2 separate regions of the Homo sapiens genome follow, and region 1 is linked to region 2. A link is a contact called in ENCODE Hi-C data. All regions are on one chromosome and are shown on one strand. The core of a region is the stretch at or near the end of the contact, and the rest is flanking DNA. Distances in the headings are between cores, read along the strand shown.

Evidence for each region. A loop is a pair of places that touch in the nucleus more often than their neighbours do. Pooled maps may share reads with other maps.
Region 1: a loop to region 2 is called in a pooled map, with 4 times the contacts of the local background. The contact joins two enhancer-like sites. A Hi-C loop is called at or near these places in 1 of 168 maps with a recorded cell type or tissue (endothelial cell of umbilical vein), 1 of 37 single-sample maps with no recorded cell type and 4 of 50 pooled maps.

Annotation. Positions count from the first base shown.
Region 1 is chr5:93,800,026-93,803,523 of GRCh38, forward strand. All of the region lies in intron 8 of ARB2A (ARB2 cotranscriptional regulator A), which reads right to left. Among named protein-coding and RNA genes, the nearest start is that of POU5F2, 60 kb to the left of the region's middle. Within about 2 kb of position 1,251, at least 3 of the 41 ENCODE cell types and tissues checked have a DNase peak (open chromatin) inside an H3K27ac peak, as active enhancers do.
Region 2 is chr5:93,340,391-93,344,295 of GRCh38, forward strand. No RefSeq gene overlaps it. Among named protein-coding and RNA genes, the nearest start is that of NR2F1-AS1, 240 kb to the right of the region's middle. Within about 2 kb of position 2,566, at least 2 of the 41 ENCODE cell types and tissues checked have a DNase peak (open chromatin) inside an H3K27ac peak, as active enhancers do.

The sequences.
Region 1 (3,498 bases), core at 1-2,500, 460 kb after region 2:
AAATGCGAACAGAAAAAATCAACCTAGGATAATGCACATATCTATTTCTCTTTGAAAAATTTTAAATAATTTCTAATTGAAGTACCTATATAGGAGAAATCAATTTAATGTGCTACAAAGCAAAGGTATTTAAAAATTTTATTTAAAACTGCCCATGTGTTTATATTCAGTTATTTTACTGGTGTTTAGACCAAGCTTGACTATAGTGGTAATCTTTTTTGTTTCTTTTCATTCAGGATGTAAAACATATGCTATGAAAACTTTAAAATCTGCAAGAATACTTTATTTAAATTACTCATGTTAAAAATCAATACCTTTAGCTAATAAAAATAGGGCATGATTTAACTGCATATTTTCACACACACACACACACACACACACACACACACACACACACACGCACACAAAGATACAGCTATAACTCTAGAGGAGAAGGATATAAAATTTTACCAGTTCTGGCATGTTTAATTAATTAGGAGAACAGTGTAAAATAGTTGTCTATATTCCTTAGGCTACTGATTGCTTTCTACATTTGGAAGATGGGGGACAAGACGGGAGAGGAGGGAGTTTTATTTTAAAAGTGCGTATTAAAACAAAAATGTTATTAATGTCCTTAGAGATTACAGGTGGTGCTATAGATTGAAACATGAATATTTAGGCTTAGAATGGACACTAAAATTCTAAAAAATAAATGGAGCAAATCTTTATATTTTAAAAAGATTTCAAGCTATAATTATCGATTGAAAATGTTTACTTAATTATGTTGTCACTTGATTTTCAACTAGTAGCCACAGCTCTAATCTATAAATAGAGTTAGGAATGGTAGCACATCAATTTTTCTCTTTCATTTTTAAATGATCAGCTGAAATAGAGAATGAAATGCAATCTTTAATATAGTTTTAAAAGACTTTAAGTTACTTTTGAACTACGAACATGTGAAAAATTACAAATAGGATCACTGACAGTAATTTTTATAAGTAAAAAGGTACAAATTGTTGCTATTTGTGCTCTTCATTCTTAATCCTTTGCTTATCTTTCTTTTGACCTTTATCCAAATGAATCACACTAACTCTTGAATGCTTTCTCTCACTTGATTTCTAAAGCTGTTCATCACACTTGCTGGCTAGAAGCACAGCTGGCAAGGGATCTAAGCCTCATCACTGGGCAAACTTGCCCTTCTGGTTTTGCCAAGAATGACATTTCCAATGGAAGAAAAAGTTACTGTATGGGACACTGGATACTCTATTTATTTGTGAGAACCAATAGCTCCAACCCCCTTTGTTAGCACTACATATAGGCATTAGAAATAAAACCAAAATAACAAAGGATCAAACAGCCTAGAGTTCTCTAAATTCAATTGTTAATTAAAGTGAGAGCACAGAAACCAGCCGAGTATTTTTATTCATTTCCTGAAGAAAGATGCAACCAAGGATAAGCAGTGCCCCCTAGTGTCAATAACCACAGACAATAAAAGCTAGAGAAAAGTTGCTAATGTTAGCTGAACTAAATTATTAAAAATATATGTTTTAATACATGATAAATTCATCATTATTCAAATTTTAGACTTTACATGTATATAAAAGCACACCCACATCATTTATTTAATACTGACTTGCTCAGGAATGTGCACATGTGAGGGCACATGCACACACACTGTACACAGACTGACATGGCCAAGATGTCTTTAATGTTTCAGGCAGCTCAGAAAAAAAATTCCACCCAGCACAGCAGGCCATGCATGAAGCGGGTGTCAGCAAGCCCTACAGAATCACTCACTGTGAAGACATCTAATAGGAACTGCTGAATACACAATACAGGCAGCATGGCCTGAATGGCTAAAGTGGAATGGCCAGAACGAAGTCTGAAGGTTTTCAAATACAACCAAAATTATAATTCAACCAGTAAAGAATTTTTAGACATTTTCTGTTTTTATTGTTATTAGGAAATTAGTATATTTAGCCTGTATTAGAGACTGATTTTGAAAATGCTATAACTTTTACCATGCATATTCTGAATATTGAATCCTAAATCTGAAGAACAAATAAATATACATCCTCTCTTTGGAAAAAAATGCAACACAAAATTCAAATATTAAAAAACACTAAATATATTTTATAAAATTTAAGTCAAGATATATTTTCTCTGATAAATCTTATAAGAAAATTTAAGTTATTTTTAAAAGACAAATTAGGTATCTAGAGAGTGATATATGTGCCAAACAGGTAAAGTCAGTTTCTTGTTTTGTGAAATACTGTCACTTATTTATTAACAGCAATTTTTGTCATAGATGACACATAAATGGGGGCAAAAAAGAAATCACAATGAAAAAGAAAACATCCATACAAATAAAAATGATAAACAGGAAAAACCAAAAAGCCAGGAGGACTGGGTATGTATGTATCAAATAAGCATCTAATAAAAAGCAAATTAATACGATAAACAATTGCTTAATTTTATTTACATAAAAAGTACAAGGCAAGAAAAATTCAAGGCTATTTAAAACATGTATTTATACAGAAGTCCATTTGTGAATTACTTTTTCACATAAACCAATAATGCATATAGGACTAGTTTTTCATTTTAAAAAGCACAAGACATAATTATGCTTTTATAAAAAGATTGCTATGTGCATTTAAGTTGCTCCATCTTTAAAAGGATGAAGATGCAAATGCAATAGTTTAGCAGGCATAAACAGAATTCCAGAATGATGTTTAGCAGTAGATAGGTATTTTGGCCATTTACAATAAATTCTGGTTAAAACAGAAGCTGAAACTTCAACTATTCAAATTTAGAAAAAGTTCTAAAATGCTTACTATTGAGTTTTTAAAGAAGCATAATGATGGCAAGACTACTAAAATCTTTAAGAATTAAAGAACAGCAGCAACAACAAAAACCCCCTTCTTACATATAACAGTATTTCGCTAACATCCAGAAGGAAATAAAATGTAGATGGACATATTTACATTCATGCTAATTGTATGGACACACATTTTGTTGCATTAACAATTATGAGTTACTTCTCACAAAAATCTCCAATGGAAATGGAGTATTATACCACATGAGTAATAACAGGTGCCTGCTTAGATAGGTGATAGTGAAAAGTCAAATTTGTGTGCCTATCCACGAGGAATGAGGACTTGTTTTTTCCTTGGTGGAACATGTGCAGTTTAGCATGCTACTGCAGCTGGCACTAAACATCAAGTAATTTTCTGCAGCTCTTCAACAGACAAAAACATTATACATATAAAGTTGTTATGTTCTTTCATGTCTTTTACAAATTTTTGTTTTCATGGATACTACAGCTTTCATCTTTAATTCAACAATAGACTACTTGGTGGTTATTTGTTATTAATATAGGCATAAAGTGATGTGAGATTTCTAAACCCACCCTAGAACTCTCCTACTTCAATTCCCTCTCCTCCCTCACCGCCCCCCCACCCAAAAAGAGGGATAAATTCTAAAGGCTAAGATGTAAGATGAGAACACATGAACACATAG
Region 2 (3,905 bases), core at 1,316-3,815:
TTCTCCATCACGCTCACATTACATGATGTGAAAACAAGAAGGAAATTTCCTACAGTAAAAGTTACCCAGAAAATGAAATTTTCTCCCTCGTAGGGCAGCCAGCTCCCATATCATTGGAGATGCCCACGGAGGACACTGAGTGGAAGAATGGGCTCCCTGTGACAACACAGTGGTGGATACCACTTACTGAGCACAGTCTTCTTGTGTATCACTTAATACACATCAACACTACCTCTCCAAAGCTAGTGCTATTATCTCCATTTTACAGATAAAATCAAAACTAAAAAAGGTTACTAGCTTTACCCAGCAAGGAAAGTTATCTAGCTTAACAACATGCCCCTGAGAGCCTAGCTCCCAAGCCACACAGCTCCTTGCACCCTCACACAAATACACACAACAGCCTATGGGAGCCCAGGAGAGGCTCTCCCCAGGCTGGCATCATTCCAAGGCTCAAGAATGAGTGCCAATGGTTGTTTAAACGACAAGATTATTTTCAATGGAGATGTTACCACAAGAAAGCAAACTCCTATCTAAGGGCTTGCATTTTCACCTTCTGCATGCCTATGGACACCAAAATAAAGCAAACGAGACTTTGTTTTTAACATTTATTTAAGGTCTGCCTGTGCCAGATATTTCATGCACATTTTTCTCATTACTGGTTGATAACCCCATGAAGCAATCGGGGCTGAAAGCAGAAGCCACTGCTGAAAATTACCCAGAACACCCCGAGGCTCCATGCCTGCCTCCCTGGCCCCAATGCACATGGTGTTTCCACCACTCTGTGCTGCCCGGGAACTACATACGAACCCTTGCAGAATTTGTTTTTCAGGAATTTGGAAAATATCAAGGTTGAATCTGCCTCTTTTCTGAGCTCTTTATTTCCCCATCTAAACATTTCCTCTACAGCATCTTTCCTTTCACTGGCCAAAATATGGTCTTGAAATTTATTCTATCGCTAGTCATATGTATTGAGTAAAGTGCTGCATCCAGTTATAAAGGAGAGCCCTTAATTTTAAAAGCAGACAATAGAGTATTTTATCCTTCTCTTATTTTCTTTTTTTTTTTTTTTTTTTGAGACGGAGTCTCGCTCTGTCGCCCAGGCCGGACTGCGGACTGCAGTGGCGCAATCTCGGCTCACTGCAAGCTCCGCCTCCCGGGTTCACGCCATTCTCCTGCCTCAGCCTCCCGAGTAGCTGGGACTACAGGCGCCCGCCACCGCGCCCGGCTAATTTTTTGTATTTTTAGTAGAGACGGGGTTTCACCTTGTTAGCCAGGATGGTCTCGATCTCCTGACCTCATGATCCACCCGCCTCGGCCTCCCAAAGTGCTGGGATTACAGGCGTGAGCCACCGCGCCCGGCCCCTTCTCTTATTTTCAAAGAGCAAAATTTAAATTCTTTTTTTTTTTTTTTTGGCTTTCCTTTAAAAGTGTTGGATATTTGTTTCCCCACCGCAGCCCCCTGGATTGAAGGAGTTACTCTTTGAAGGCAACAAGCCTGTAGGCTGAGTTAATGATTAGACCCACATCCTTGCCCAAAAGGAAACTAAATCAGAACAAGATCAACCAGAGAAGGCTGAAGAAAATTAATAGGTGGCCAAAAACCTTATAAAAAGAAAACATGGGAAGTTTGCTGCAGAAAGGCAGCCTCTGGCAGCCACTGTCAGAGTGGGAAGAAACACAAAATATCCTGTCCCTCCCCTTTCTTTGTCGAAGTGCTCATTTGTCCTTTCTCCGCTATTTCATAAGCATTTACATCAATTTTCACAGGCTTTCAGCTCCAATTTAGATGGTAGTTCCTCAACAACAGAATGAAGATCTCCAATGTCTTCTTCATCCTTCCACAGCACTCTGTACACAAGGTGGTTTTCAATAAATATTTTCAGGCCAGGCACGGTGGTGATGCACACCTGTAGTCCCAGCTACTTAGGCTGATGCAGGAGGAAACTTGAGCCCAGGAGTTCCAGGCTTCAGTGAGCGATGATCACACCACTGCACTCCAGCTAGGGTGGCAGACTGAGACCCTGAATCTAAAAATAAAAATTAAAAAATAAAAAATAGAGTCAATAAATATTTTCGAACTCAGATATAAGAAGTATGAGTAAAAATCCTTGGATGAAATATGCAATTTTTTTCTTTCTTCTAAAGTCCAGACAGAAAATAACTGTCTGTTGGTTTCAATTCTGAGCTGAGCTCAGCTGAGGATGCTGACTGCATGGCCCCACTGCGTAGGAGGCACTCCAGACCTGGGTGTCCCTCTCAGGTGCTTAAGACCTAGCTCCCACCACCTCCCCTACAAAGAGGCCAACAACAGTGCATGTCCTTTTAAGCCTAGAGTGCGTTTTCTCAAAGCTGCATATCTTGTCAAAATTGTTTGCCCACATCACTGCAATCTGTGTGCAGGGAAGCCTGAAACAAGTCCGTGTTGGGAAAGCAACAGAAAGTACAAGAGGTTCTGAAATTCATAAGCCTGGGAAAGCAGTGATTCAGAGAGAAACTGCTCTTCTCGGTTCTTCCAAATTGAAAAGCACTCGAGGCAAAAGAGCAGCTGCTGCCTCTCTGGGCTGGTTGGTATTGACCTTACTTGACCTTTTACCTGCTGTTTGATTTGGGCCTCCAGCTAGACCAGGAAAGTACAGCTCCCCGTTCCTGGCACCCCCATGACCAAGTTTGCCTTACACATCTCTCCTCCTTTCCGCAGGAGTACACCCGGGAAGCCACATGGCAGAGAGACAGCCAGGAAGTCAGGTGAGAGGAGTTGCTTTACCAAAGAGTTAACCCCAAAGCAGTTATCCCAGCCCTACTTCCTTTCCCATTCCACTAATCTGCTCGCTTCTCATCCTTTACATTTTATAGTCTTCAGTTCCAATTACAGGTGATTAATAATTAAGTGATTGTTAATTCTTTTCTACCTTCTGGAAGTCATGATAATTTGAACAATGATGATACAGTCATAGCCTGAAAGAGAAGGAGGGAAGAATATCACAGAGTTTTCTTTCCTGTGTAAAAGTGATAGTATCTGCAAATGAAATGGGTGTTTATTCATGGTCTTAAGTCTATAAACATTTTATTTTATTTCAAATTGCTTTTTCTTCCTTATTTCTCAGGTTCCCTCCATATTCTCAAACCACTGGGAGGAGAAAAAAATCAACATTGCCATTGAGGGGTTGTGAGCTTCCTTAACTCCAGCTATTCAACTTACATATTTACTTGTCAGTAAATTCAAATTCAAATAAGCCTATAGTTACTGGGTAGAAGAAAGTGTGCCCCATCACTCAAAGTACTCATGATGTGTGAAACATTTTAAAGACCAATTGAGCTAATATATGTTTTCACTTTGACCCAGAGTAAGTTGAGCCAGTCATTAATGGATGACATGCGGTTAAAGCCAACCCAAAAGATCTGAGTCAAAGAATGTTCTTCTTTGACGTTGCTCTTGACTTCTCAGAGTTTGTATAACTAAATCCTTCATGAAAAACAGTGACTCTGCATGATGTGTATGTATGTACAGCCACGTGAAGAGTGCCAAGAATATTCCTATTTTAAAACAATTCTAAGAACTGGCAAGTAGAGAAACCTTCACTAACCATCTCCACCCCACACCAATTACTCTCTTTGTATTCCTTCAAAGTCATTTGAACTACATTATCCTATTTGTATTGGCTGCTCCATTTTCCCTAACATAAGTTTTATATATACAGCTGGATTTTAAGCCCCTTAAAGAGGAGCCCTTTCTTTACGGTAGACACTCAACAGACACTTGGGAATATACAAGTGAACAAATGCCTAATTCAGACAAAGTCCCATTTATAAGGACTAATGAAGCTTTCTTTCTCCTACCTACCTCCTTCCCTCCTACCAACAATGTTCTTTGGAATTCCAAGGTTCTGCAAGCCTGGGAGAATGTG